Linked DNA regions of Homo sapiens: region 1 is linked to region 2. A link is a contact called in ENCODE Hi-C or POLR2A ChIA-PET data. All regions are on one chromosome and are shown on one strand. The core of a region is the stretch at or near the end of the contact, and the rest is flanking DNA. Distances in the headings are between cores, read along the strand shown. Region 1 has its middle 32 kb from the start of HAUS1. Region 2 holds the start of ATP5F1A (ATP synthase F1 subunit alpha).

Region 1 (6,977 bases), core at 2,766-5,265, 37 kb before region 2:
GGTTCAAGCGATTCTCTTGCCTCAGCTGGGATTACAGGCACCTGCCACCACGCCTAGCTAATTTTTGTATTTTTAGTAGAGACAGGGTTTTACCATGTTGGCGAGGCTGGTCTTAGACTCTTGACTTCAAGTGATCCACTCACCTCAGCCTCCCAAAGTGTTAGGATTACAGGCATGAGCCCCTGTGCCCAGCCTAAAAAAATTTTTAATAGCAATACCAAGGATTTATGAGAAGGTGGAGCAACGGGAACTCTCACACACATAGCTGATGAAAGTGTAAATTAAAACACTCATTTTGGAAAACTTTTTGTAGATTTTTCTAAAGTTGAACATACTAGCAATTTTAGTCCTACATATCCACTTTACATAAATGCACACATATGCATACTAAATAACATGTATGAGAATGTACATAGCAGTTTTATTCATAAGAACGCCAAGTAGAAGCAACACAAATGTCCATCAACAGTAGAATGGGTAAATAAAACAATGAAGTATTCTAAAGTAGGGCACTATTGCCATTTTGGGTGAGATAACTTTTTGCTGTGAGGGGCTAACCTGTGTATACCAAATACTATTTAGCAGCGCCACTGTCCTCTACCCACTAGACTGCAGTACAACTAGCACTACCCTAGCTGTGACAACCAACAATGTCTCCAGAGATTGTCGAATGTCCCCAAGGGAGATTAAATCATCACCAATTCCCACCCCCAAGAATCACTGCTCTAAAGTCAACAGAAATAAACTAACTTCTGCTACGGGCAACGTTATAGACAAATGTCAAATACGTAATGTGTGAAAGTGGCTAGGCACAAAAGTACATGCTGTCTGATTTCATTTAAATAAAGTTCTAAAACAGGAAATACTAATCAACATAATACAACTTGGGATCTTCATGACTTTGGGAGAAGGTACTGACTGGGAGGGGACATAAGAAAGGTGGTCTCCGGCCGGGTGCCGTGGCTCACGCCTGTAATCCCAGCACTTTGGGAGGCCAAGGCGGGCGGATTACCTGAGGTCAGAAGTTTGAGACCAGCCTGGCCAACATGGTGAGACCCCGTCTCTACTAAAAATACAAAAATTAGCAGGGCGTGGTGGAACACGCCTGTAATCCCAGCTACTCGGGCTGAGACAGAAGAATTGCTTGAGCCTGGGAGACGGAGGTTGCAGTGAGCCGAGATCTTGGCACTGCACTCCAGCCTGGCCAACAGAGTAAGACTTTGTCTCAAAAAAAAAAAAAAAAAAAAAAAAAGGTGGTTTCTGATGATACTTTATATGAACCCTAATCTGGGTAATATTTCCAGGGGTGTGTTACTTTGTGAAAGTTTATCAAGCCATACCCTTCTGGTTTTGCTATATATACTCTGCTTTAAAGAAAGGTTACTCAAGAATATATGTTTGTGAATCTGGAGATGAGGAGAGACATAATTCTAGAATATGAAGCAAATGTTAAAATGTTACTCTAAAAAATACAAACAGTAGGGAATCTGACATCTCAATTTGGAAGAGAAAGAAAAACTGAGCTTTGTTAGAACAACAGGTGGCAGGAAAAGAAGTGGCAAAGCTGAGTAAAAAGAAAGAAAAGAAATCTTCTTTCCCCAAAGAATAGAAAGTGAGCTAAAGCAGAAAATTCAACCCAGGACTCGAAGGTAAAAAGCATTTCTACTCTGGCAGAAACTGCTAGTTACTCATGTTAATCCTTCCTGTCATTCTTCCTTAACTAACAGAATCGCAAATTTATTCTGTGCAACAATTTGACCACTAAAACACTACATTTTCTAGCCCTTCTCGCAAGTAACCTTTTTCAAACTGATGTGGACACGATTGCTGATGCTGCAGCAGCCATCATATAACCATAAGGTGACCTTGAGGAGGGAAATGTAGTGGAGCACAAAGAAGGAACTTTGAATCCCTGATGACTATAGAGGCTGCCACCTCCAACCTGGACTGCCTGCCTCTGGTATTTTACATAAAAGAGAAATAAACCTCTCTTTTGCTTAAACCATGTTTTTTGTGTTTTCTGTCACATGCAGCTAAATGCAATTCAAAACTGACACAGTGACCCAGAGCTGCATGTGACAGAAAACACAAAAACATGGTTTAAATAAAAAGAGAGGTGTATTTCTCTTTTATGTGATTGCATTTAGCTGCAGATGACAGGAAATATATCAAAAACAGAAAAACATTTGTCTATAATGTTGCATGTAGAAGTCTGGCCAAGAGAGAGCATTGGGAATTATAAACCTGAGCTGATGATCCTTGGCAGCAATAGAACCATAGTTGCCAACACAGCACAGCACAGGGGATGGGGCAGAGACAACAAAGTATCAAGAAGAATCCCGAATCTTTATACACATAGGAGGAAAACATGGACACTGAATGTGTACCATGTATTAAAAATGCATTAGGCAGTCACAGTGGCTCACGCCTGTAATCCCAGCACTTTGGGAGGTGATTACACTTTGTAATCACCTGAGGTCAGGAGTTCCAGACCAGCCTGACCAAACATGGCGAAATCCCGTCTCTACTAAAAATACAAAAATTAGCTGGGTGTGGTGGTGGGCGCCTGTAATCCCAGCTTCTGGGAGGCTGAGACAGGAGAATTGCTTGAACCAGGAAGGCGGAGGTTGCAGTGAGCTGAGACCGTGCCATTGCAATCCAGCCTAAGCAACAAGAGCAAAACACCATCTCAAAAAAAAAAAAAAGTGTATATTTTTGGATTTGAATAGCTAAAAGTCTAGAGGGATACACTCCAATGAGAGTAGTTACCCTTAGGGAGTAGAATTGGAGATAGGAGTGGAAATAATCTTAGACTTTTTTTTTTTTTGAGATGGAGTCTTACCCTATTGCCCAGGCTGGAGTGCAGTGGTGCAATCTTGGTTCACTGCAACCTCCGCCTCCTGGGTTCAAGGGATTCTCCTGCCTCAGCCTCCCAAGTAGCTGGGATTACAGGCACCCGCCACCATGCCCAGCTAATTTTTTGTATTTTTAGTAGAGACGGGGTTTCACCATCTTGGACAGGCTAGTCTTGAACTCCTGACCTCGTGATCCACTTGCTTCGGCCTCCCAAAGTGCTGGGATTACAGGCGTGAGCCACTGCGCCCGGCCTGATCTTAGACTTTTAAGTTTTATATATTTTAGAATTGTTGGAAATGCTTACAATAGGCAGGTATTTTTGTGGTTAAAAGTTGTTTGGAGTTTTTGTTGTTGTTGTTGTTTTATGAAATTTGTTGTTTTACATTTGAGGAGCTTGGGTATCTCCCGTCTAGATTTCTAAAGTAGATAAAAGCTAGCTATAGGGATTGAGGTTTTAATTAGAGTTTAGCCAAAGGTAAGTGATGAGGAGGAAAAATCTTTGGGATGGGAAGTAAGCAATTTGCATTCTGATCTTGACTGGCTGTGACATCTGGGCCGTCGTTTTACTTCTTTGGGCCTTAGTTTCCTTGTCTGTAAGACTAAAATTTGCACTGGACAGTCCCTTCCAGCCTGACATTCTGTAAATTTATAAATTGCCTCTCTGAGATTGAGGGGAAATTCTTATTTATCTTTGTAACTCCTCTTCTAACACATAGTGCTTATTAATACTTGTTAAGAAATGAGTGAGTGATGTGTGAGGACGGTAAGGCAGCTGTGATATCCATTTTGACATCGCAGAATTTACATGATGTCTTTAAAGATCATATTGCTAAGTAGCATAAGGGCTAGGTTTCCTGTTCGGTGTCTGAATATGCTGCAGAAAATCTGGATCCTGAAAAAGTAGAGAGAGCAATTCTCTCTCCCAACACTGTGGAGGCAGCCTGTCAGCCCACAACTGCTGCTGCAGAATTTAAAGGAAACCAAAAATGTGAGAGCAGGGTACTGCAAGATAAGTCTAAAAATATACACCTGCACAACGTGAGAGGAAGCTGCGCTAGGATCAGAAGGACGTCCATGCATCATGGTACTAAATAAAGCTGACAGACTGCCCTCTTTGGGTGGCATCTCATCTAACCCACAACATCAGCAATCCAGACACAGGGTCACAGCCAGCCTGCAGTGAGCCATCTGTCACGTGCTCCTATGACAATCCACAAGAAAAAGTTCTCCTGGCAATCAAACAAGTTCCAAGGACATTTACACACAATCCTCAGTCCACTCTTAAAATAGCTGCACATTTTCACAAGGGATATCTTTTCATTCATGATGCACTTCTTATCCAATATTGAGCTTCGCATGCTTCCCATGGAACAGAGGCTGTCTCAATTTATTCTATTCTAATGGTAACTTGACCCCTTGCCTAGGCTGCGAGTTCTTAATTAAGTAGCAGCCAACACAAATCTCTTGACTGTATTGCCCCTCCCGCAGGCAGAACTTCGGGGCAAAGAAAGTCTTGGGCTTCAATATACAATGGTTCCTAGATTTGTGCCATCCTGTCTGATCTGCTCAGACAACTGAATTTGGGAAAGAAAGTTTCATAGACTTAGACATAGGGGCCTAATGAAGCAGAACGGTCAAAACGAGGTCTCTAAAGCTGGCTTAAGACAGACACAACTACACACAATATACGATCCTGGATTGGGAAAACAACTGTTATAAAGTGCATTACAGGCCGGGCATGGTGGCTCACGTCTGTAATCCCAGCACTTTGGGAGGCCGAGGCAGGGAGATCACCTGAGGTCAGGAGTTCGAGACCAGCCTAGTCAACATGGTGAATCCCCATCTCTATTAAAAATACAAAAAAATTTAGCCAGGCATGGTGGTGGACACCTGTAATCCCAGCTACTCGGTAGGCTGAGGCAGGAGAATTGCTTGAACCTGGGAGGCAGAGGTTGCAGTGAGCCAAGATTGTGCCACTGCACTCCAGCCTGGGCAACAAGAGCAAAACTCTGTCTCGAAATAATAATAATAATAATAATAATAACAGTAAGAGCATTACAGAGACAATGGAGAAATTTGAGTATGGATTATATATATTATCAATGTTAACTTGATACTTTTCTTTTTTTTTTTTTTGAGACAAAGTCTCCCTCTTGTTTCCCAGGCTGGAGTGCAATGCCGTGATCTCAGCTCACTGCAACCTCTGATTCCCAAGTTCAAGCAATTCTCCTGCCTCAGCTTTCTGAGTAGCTAGGACTACAGGCGCTTGCCACCATGCCCGGCTAATTTTTGTATTTTTAGTAGAGACGGGGTTTCACCATGTTGGCCAGGCTGGTCTCGAACTCCTGACCTCAGGTGATCCACCCTCCTTGGCCTCCTAAAGTGCTGGGAATACAGGCATGAGCCACCATGCCCAGCCCCCAAATTGATAACATTTAGTAATATTGTATCAATGTTAAATTCCCTGTTTTTGATCATTTCACAGTGGTTATCTCAGAATGTCTCTGTTCTTAGGAGACAAGTGGAGAAGTATTTAGGAGTAACGTGGTGGTTCTCTACAGTCAGACATGCAGTGTAGGGATCAGAAGTGGAGACAAAAATATGGAGGCTCCTCCCTCTCACGCCACCATCTCCCCATAAATGTGTGTGTATTTGATGTTTCCAAGATATATGCAGGTTAGAGACCTAGAAATGGAATTATAGCAAAAATTTTAATTTTGGACTGCCTTAAATGTTTGCTTGTCCACACCCCACATTCCTCCCGGCACATCAAGGCAAAGAGACAGAAGGTCCTTGGAGCAGCTGCCCCTGTCTCCTCCAGGATCTACTCCACTCCTCTGTGCTCTCTGGACCCAGCTTTCCTGGCTTCCTGACGAGCTGCACTCCCTATCCCACCACCTTTTTTATAACTCCAAATGTTATTGGAACAAGTAAGCAAAGGAGATTCACTTTAGATTCTGGAGGCAAGAAAATATTATGAATAATGCAATCTCTATTTATTTAAAAATTTACATAACATGGCAAATTTCCTAGTCTTTTCAAAGAACCAACTTTTGGTTTGTTTATCCTCTCCTTTGTGTTTATTTTCCATGTCATTATTATTATAACTCCAAATGTTATTGGAACAAGTAAGCAAAGGAGATTCACTTTAGATTCTGGAGGCAAGAAAATATTATGAATAATGCTATCTCTATTTATTTAAAAATTTACATAACATGGCAAATTTCCTAGTCTTTTCAAAGAACCAACTTTTGGTTTGTTTATCCTCTCCTTTGTGTTTATTTTCCATGTCATTATTATTATTTTTTGAGTCAGGGTCTCACTCTATCACCCAGGCTGGAGTACAATGGCACAGTCTTGGCTCACTGCAACCTCCTCCTCCTGGGCTCAAGTGATCCTCCCACCTCAGCCTCCCAAGTCGCTGAAACTAAAGGCACCAGCTGCCACACACAGCTAATTTTTGGTATTTTGGTAGAGGCAGGGTTTCCTAATGTAGTTCAGGCTGGTCTCAAATTCCTGAGCTCAAGCGATCCTCCTGCCTCAGCCTCCCAAAGTGCTGGGATTACAGGTGTGAGCCACTGCACCCAGCCCCCATTAATCATTTTGTTACCGTTTCTTGGTCAATGTTTTTTTGTTTGTTTGTTTTTTGTATTTTGGTTTTTTCTGAGACAGAGTTTCGCTCTTGTTGCTAAGGCTGGAGCGCAATGGCGCAATCTCGGCTCACTGCAACCTCCATCTCCTGGGTTTAAGCGATTCTCCTGTCTCAGCCTCCTGAGTAGCTGGGATTACAGACGCATGCCACCACACCCAGCTAATTTTTGTATTTTTAGTAGAGACGGGGTTTCATCATATTGGTCAGGCTGGTCTCAAACTCCTGACCTCAGGTGATCCACCAGTCTTGGTCTCCCAAAGTGCTGGGATTACAGGTGTGAGCCACTGGGCCCAGCCTGGTCAATGTTTTTTATATTTACCCACATACACATATTTGCCACATTCTTTGCAGTTTATTCTCCATTGTGTTCCAGGCCTTCAATCTGGAATCATTTTCCTTCTGATAATTTTTTTTTTTTTTTAGAATTTCCATTAATGTAGGTCTGCTGGGTGTTTTTTAATTTTTTAAA
Region 2 (6,682 bases), core at 1,717-4,216:
TTTTTTCCTGTTAGCTTGTGAAAGTTGATTGGGTCATTCTTGTCATCCCCAACTAAAACAGTGTCAAGAGGTAAAGGGAAAAAAAAGCACTCAGGGCACATAACATTGCTCCAAAAATGTAATTATCTGTAAGCCTGGCTGCTGAAACTGCCCGCTATAACCTAAACCAGTTTTTTTGTTTGTTTGTTTTGAGATGGAGTCTCACTCTGTCGCCCAGGCTGGAATGCAATGGCATGATTTTGGCTCACTGCAACCTCTGCCTCCAGGTTCATGTGATTCTCCTGCCTCAGCCTCCCAAGTAGCTGGGATTACAGGCACCCGCCAACATACCCAGCCAATTTTTGTATTTTTAGCAGAGACGGGGTTTCATCATGTTGGTCAGGCTGGTCTTGAACTCCTGACCTCAGGTGATCCACCCGCCTCGGCCTCCCAAAGCGCTGGGATTACAGGCGTGAGCCACCGTGCCCGGCTGACCTAAACCAGTTTTATCTAATTAGCTGCTAAAAACAACCTGCAGTGACTCTAAGGATCGTTTTACCTAGTTGCCATTACTTGCCAATCAAAACTTGCCAGCTCCCCAAAACCTTACTAGTGACAATGAACTTTCTTAAAGAACAATATACAACAGTTCTCTTTTTTTGTTGTTTGTTTTGATATAGGGTCTTGCTTTGTTGCCCAGGCTGGAGTGTTCCGGTGTGATCACAGCTCACTGCACTCCCAAACTCCTGGGCTCAAGTGAACCTCTCATCTTGGCTTCCCAACGTGTTGGGATTACAGGCATGAGCCACTGTTCCTGGCTATATTTCTCTTTTACAAAAATAAAACCTCTAACCATCTGTTTGTTCTTCTGACGTACCAAAGACCACCCTGTTTGTGTGTATGCCCTGAATGGCAATTATTGCTTCCCAAATGTTTTAAATTTATAGATTTGTCTCTGTATTTTATTTTACTTGGACAGCCTTTTTCTTTTTCTTTTCTTTTTTTCTTTCTTTTTTTTTTTTTTTTTTTTTAGATGGAGTTTCACTTTTATTGCCCAGGCTGGAGGACAGTGGTGCAATCTGGGGCTCACTGCAACTTCTGCCTCCCGGGTTAAAGCAATTCTCCTGCCTCAGCCTCCCCAGTAGCTGGGATTACAGGTGCCCGCCCCCATGCCGGGCTAATTTTTGTATTTTTAGTAGAGATGGGGTTTTGCCATGTTGGCCAAGCTGGTCTCGAACTCCTGACCTCAGGTGATCCACCCGCCTCAGCCTCCCAAAGTGCTGGGATTACAGGCGTGAGCCACTGCGCCTGGCTTGGACAGCCTTTTTGTACCCCTGATTCCCAGGAGAACTGCTGCTCTATTTTCCCATGGCTTACCTTGAAAAGAGTAGGATACTAGAGAAAAGGATGGCTAATCACGTGTTTACAAGCCATGTTTCAGGAGATGACCCTTGTAGCCCGGATATTTATTTGCCTCACCAAAATTCAGGTTCTAGGTGTAAGCCAGGATTTGGGGGATGGAACTGAAAATGCTTCTCCAAACGGTGAAAAGCGGGCCCAGCGCAGAGGCTGAGGAGGAAGGATCACTTGAAGCCAGGAGTTCGAGACCAGCCTGGGCAACATAGAGAGACCTCCCCCCACGCCCTGCCCACCACCGCCGTCTTTACAAAAAAATTAGCCAGGCATGGTGGTGGGACCACAGGGGCACAGGCTGAGGTCAGAGGATTGCTCCAGCCCAGGAGTTCCAGGCTGCAATGAATGGTGATAAACCCACTGCACTCTTTCCTGGGCAACAGAGTGAGACCCTGTCTTAAATAAAATAAAATAAATAAATAAAAAAAAAAGAAAAGTGAAGGCAACGTTAATAAGTGTCCACTATGACATAATAATAACCAGCATCACACACACACACAAATCTTGCATATATCACAAAAATCTCAGTATGGTAATTCTGTGGAGAAAAAAAAAAAGCCCATCCAGGTAAGCATAGAAAGTGTTTTTTCATCATCTCCCTTTGACTCCAAATGAAGAAGCAGAGTTCCCAATAGCATGAACTAGATGTTGGCAGAGGAAAAAGCGAGTCCTCGTCCTATCCTGGTGTAAACTTCTGATTCTGGACAATTCTCAGTAGGATTGGCAATGACTCTTCTAGGCCTCCTTGTGATTGTTGATATATTTTTTTTAATTTAAAGTTCCGGAATACATGTCCAGGACGTGCAGGTTTGTTACACAGGTAAATGTGTGCCATGGTGGTTTGCTGTAACTATCATCCCATCACCTAGGTATTAAGCTCCGCATGTATTAGCTATTTATCTTGATGCTCCCCTCCCCCGGTTATCAGGATTTTTAAACAGTTTGCTCTAATTCACTGACAGGATTCTTTTAGAATGAATCTAAAAAAGCTGGGAATCTTTAACCTGAGCGCAGATCGGATCACGTGGAACGGTGCTGGTGTTTGTTAAAAATTCAGATTGCCCCGAATTTTCGACTCAGAGGGTCTGAAGTGGGGCTAAGATCTGCAGATTAACGGGCTCCGTGGGAGGCTCCCTGCTGGTGGCCAGTCCCGGGGTTTAGCTGTTCACTGTTGCTACTCGTGCTAAACCACGGTCTAACACTACCGACACTATTAATCGCCCTGGTCCTCAAGACAGCCGCGACCCCAGACGGGTGAGGCCCTCATCCTCTAGCACCAGATGGGGCCTGGGAACTGCTGCTTAGCAGATTCAGCTACCCACGTGGTCACCCGGGGCAACCACAAGGTCGACTCAAAAGACCAAAATAAATGTATAACGAATGCCAGGACCAAAGCCGGAATATATCTAATCATTCATTTTGAGGTTTAAACTTAAAAATGTTACATAAAAAAATAAGTAACCTGCCAAAAAATGCAGAGTGGCGGCGGGGGCGGGGGGAGAGGTGGTGAACGCGAGGGGCAGTACTTCCGGGTCAGGTGGGCCGGCTGTCTTGACCTTCTTTGCGGCTCGGCCATTTTGTCCCAGTCAGTCCGGAGGCTGCGGCTGCAGAAGTACCGCCTGCGGAGTAACTGCAAAGATGCTGTCCGTGCGCGTTGCTGCGGCCGTGGTCCGCGCCCTTCCTCGGCGGGCCGGACTGGTGAGCACCGAAGGCCGGCATGATGCAGGCGGCCGGGTGGGGCTGCAGGGTGGTGGTGCGCCGGCTCGGGCGCTCTCTGCAGGAGGGCGAGGGGCTGTGGCGAATGCCGCCATCTTGCACCCGTGGCTTCTCCGGCTGGACAGAGCAGGCGACACAGGTGCCCTTTTGCTCGTCACCTGCGCAGAGGCAGAATGGTACAGGGCAGACAGTTAACTCGATGGTGTCCAGAGACAGGGCCTCAAGATTCCTGTCTTCGGCTGACAGCGGCCCTAGAAGGGGGATCTTGGGTGAAGGTCAGGGCTTGGGCGCTAGCTCTCCGAGGCCTGTTCTGAATCGGTGAGGTTCCTCTCTTTCGATTCTTAGGGTCGCGTCCCGCTGAAGGTCAGAAAACTGCTGTCAGCTCTTGTTGAAGCTAGTCAGTGGAGTCTGACATTGTGTGAAGGTCAGCAGGCCCAGCATTTCACCTCTGCCTGGAGCTCAGTTTAGAGGAAAGGAATAAATGAAGGTGGTTTTTGGAATACTTACGTAGGCTTTCTCTTAGTGCTGAATACGAAACGACCGTGAAAACGTCCTGCAGGTGCAAAGAACCATTTCATGTGGCCAGCACTGTGACAACAGTGAAGCTGGTTTCTAAATTGTCTCTCCGGCAGAGTGTGTGCTTTGTGGCACTTGGACGTGTTTAAAGAATTTGTCCTTGAGTTTTCCACCTGGTTTTGAGTAATTTTTAGTGATGGAGAATTCAAGTAAAAGAGAACAAGGTTGGAAAATGGCTGTAAGGATTAATACCCTTCGTTATTTGTTTCCCTTGAAATTAACATGATTTCAGTGTAAACGCATTGACACTGACACTTTTTTTTTGTTCTAAAAGTAATCTCAATTTGAAAGGTGAAATAAACATGTTGGCTGTTTTGCTGCCTTAACAACCGCTGGTAGCATCTTGGGTTTCTGTTAACAAAAAAGCATTTTTAACGGTTTTCATCTAGCTCCTATGGAAGGTAGAGGCTTCAGAATTGACAGTGACCAGTCGCAGTATTACAACTTGAAGGAGAAACTGAAGGAAGTTCCAGGTGGCTGCAGGATTTGTTGAGAGAGTAAAATAAGTCCACATGCCACAACTCTTGGTTTCTAATCTAACTCTAGCATTTATTCAGTTTTTGTTTGCTTGTTTTTTTTTTTTTTTTTTTTTTTTGAGATGGTGTCTCGCTCAGTCGCCCAGGCTGGATTGCAATGGCGTGATCTCCGCCCACTGCAACCACCGCCTCCCAGGATCAAGTGATTCTCCCACCTCAGCCTCCCGAGTAGCTGGGATTACAGGCACCCGCCGTCATGCCCTGCTACTTTTTGTAGTTTTTCGTAGAGACGGGGTTTCACCATGTTGGCTAGGCTGGTCTTGAACTCCTGACGTCAGGTGATCCGCTCGCCTCGGCCTTCTGAAGTGCTGGGATTACAAGCATGAGCCGTCGTGCCCGGCCGCTTGTTGTCGTTGTTGTTGTTGTTGTTTTTAAGTAAAATTGGAACTACTTTGAGTTTTGCCCCTTGTAGGAAGCTGTTTATCTTAGAATTCCTGCAACTCCATTAAAATACATCTAAAGTCAAAATAATAAAAATTGGGTACCTTTAAAGGGAAAGACACTTACATTTTGTTAACAGTTGCTTTTTTTTTTTTTTTTTGAGACGGAGTTTTGCTTTTGTCGCCCAGGCTGGAGTGCAGTGGCGCGATCTTGGCTCACCACAACCTCTGCCTCCCAGGTTCAAGCGATTCTCCTGCCTCAGCTTCCCGAGTAGCTGGGATTACAGGCATGTGCCACCACGCCCAGCTAATTTTGTATTTCTAGTAGAGACGGGGTTTCTCCATGTTGGTCAGGCTGGTCTCCAACTCCCGACCTTAGGTAATCCGCCCGCCTTGGCCTCCCAAAGTGCTGGGATTACAGGCATGAGCCACCGTGCCCTGCCAATAGTTGCTTTTTAAAATACTGACTGCCAGGCCGGGTGCAGTGGCTGACGTCTGTAATTCCAGCACTTTGGGAGGCCAAGGTGGGTGCATCACCTGAAGTCAGGAGTTCGAGATCAACCTGGCCAACATGGCGAAACCCTGTCTCTACTAAAAATAAAAAAATTAGCCGGGCATGGTGGTGGTCGCCTGTAGTCCCAGCTACTCAGGAGGCCGAGGCATGAGAATCGCTTGAACCTGGGAGGTGAAGGTTGCAATGAGCCAAGATCGTGCCCCTGCACTCCAGCTTGGGTGACAGAATGAGACTCCGTCTCAGAAGGAAAAAAAAAATGTGTGTGTATATATATATTTACTGCCCAGTAAATATATATTTATTTACTGCCCAGTCTGGGCAATATGATGAAATCCTGTCTCTATAAAAAAAATAAGTACAAAAATTAGCCTGGCCAGGTGGCGCACTCCTGTGATCCCACCTACTGGGGAGGCTGAGGTGGGAGGATCACCTGAGCCCAGGAAGTCGAGGCTGTAGTGAGCCGTGATTGAGCCACTGCACTCCGACCTGGGTGACAAGAGTGAGACCCTGTCCCAAAAAAGAAAAAAAAATAAGCCGGGTGCGGTGCTCACGCCTATAGTTCTAGCACTTTGGGAGGCCAAGGCGGGTGGATCACTTGAGGTCAGGAGTTCGAGACCAGCCTGGCCAGCATGGTGAAACCCCGTCTCTACTAAAAATATAAAAAATTAACCTGGTGGAGGTGGCGCACCCCTGTAGTCCCAGCTACTCGGGAGGCTGAGAATCGCTTGAGACTAGGAGGTGGAGGATGCAGTGAGCCGTCTCAAAAAAACAATAATAATAAAGTACAGACTGCATTTTAAAAATATGCGAGTGTTTACTGTGTACTAGGAGCTGTATAAAAGGTTTTCACATATATCAAAAGCTACTTTCCCATTTGACATTTTAAACAAAATGCTTTATATGTAATTAGCATTTTCACCAGTACTTTGATCACACTAAGCTGGCATTTGTTTAAGCTTGTAAGTTTTATAAAGGCTTTGTTAAAAATCAAATTTTTAAGAATACTTTTGCACTAGGTCTCCAGAAATGCTTTGGGTTCATCTTTCATTGCTGCAAGGAACTTCCATGCCTCTAACACTCATCTTCAAAAGACTGGTAAGTTATTATTTCTCAGTCTACGCCGCACTTACTAGATGAAGATATAAATTACATACATCGTATAACTGTGGTGAGTTGTTTTTCATTTGTTAGTTTTTTCTCTAGTTTGTATAGACTCTCAGGTTCTTAAACCATATTGTTACCATTTAGCCCTGTCATGGTTCTCTTGTTATAGTCAAATGAACTACTGTTACATATTTTTCTTTTGATATTAGTATGGCTTCTTTGTTCTGGTAATGGCCCTTGGGTAGAAACAGAAAGAACATACACTAGGTAATGGAATCTTTGTGACCTCTGGAAGACTTCCTTTTTCCTTTTCTAAAAGGCATTAGAAAAAATGTAAGTTCTTATTGATAGGTTTTCTTATTCGTTTTCTTTTTTTTTGAGACAGAATCTTGCTCTGTCGCCAGGCTGGAGTGCAGTGGCAAGATCTCGGCTCACTGCAACCTCTGTCTCCTGAGTTCAAGCAA

Evidence for each region. A loop is a pair of places that touch in the nucleus more often than their neighbours do. ChIA-PET counts read pairs that join two places held with the same protein, here RNA polymerase II (POLR2A). Pooled maps may share reads with other maps.
Region 1: a loop to region 2 is called in a map of transverse colon, with 30 times the contacts of the local background. The contact joins the enhancer-like site here to the promoter of ATP5F1A in region 2. A Hi-C loop is called at or near these places in 2 of 168 maps with a recorded cell type or tissue (gastrocnemius medialis and transverse colon) and 1 of 50 pooled maps. POLR2A ChIA-PET finds 5 or more read pairs at or near these places in 11 of 52 experiments (AG04450, Caco-2, H1 and 7 more).

Annotation. Positions count from the first base shown.
Region 1 is chr18:46,132,434-46,139,410 of GRCh38, reverse strand. No RefSeq gene overlaps it. Among named protein-coding and RNA genes, the nearest start is that of HAUS1, 32 kb to the right of the region's middle. Within about 2 kb of position 4,015, at least 2 of the 41 ENCODE cell types and tissues checked have a DNase peak (open chromatin) inside an H3K27ac peak, as active enhancers do; they include gastrocnemius medialis, where a contact is called at or near this core.
Region 2 is chr18:46,094,580-46,101,261 of GRCh38, reverse strand. ATP5F1A (ATP synthase F1 subunit alpha) reads left to right here and starts at 2,966. Exons shown (of 12, transcript NM_004046.6): 1 at 2,966-3,090; 2 at 6,131-6,209. The coding sequence starts at 3,031. RefSeq lists enhancers at 3,301-3,450, 2,367-3,566, 3,541-3,600.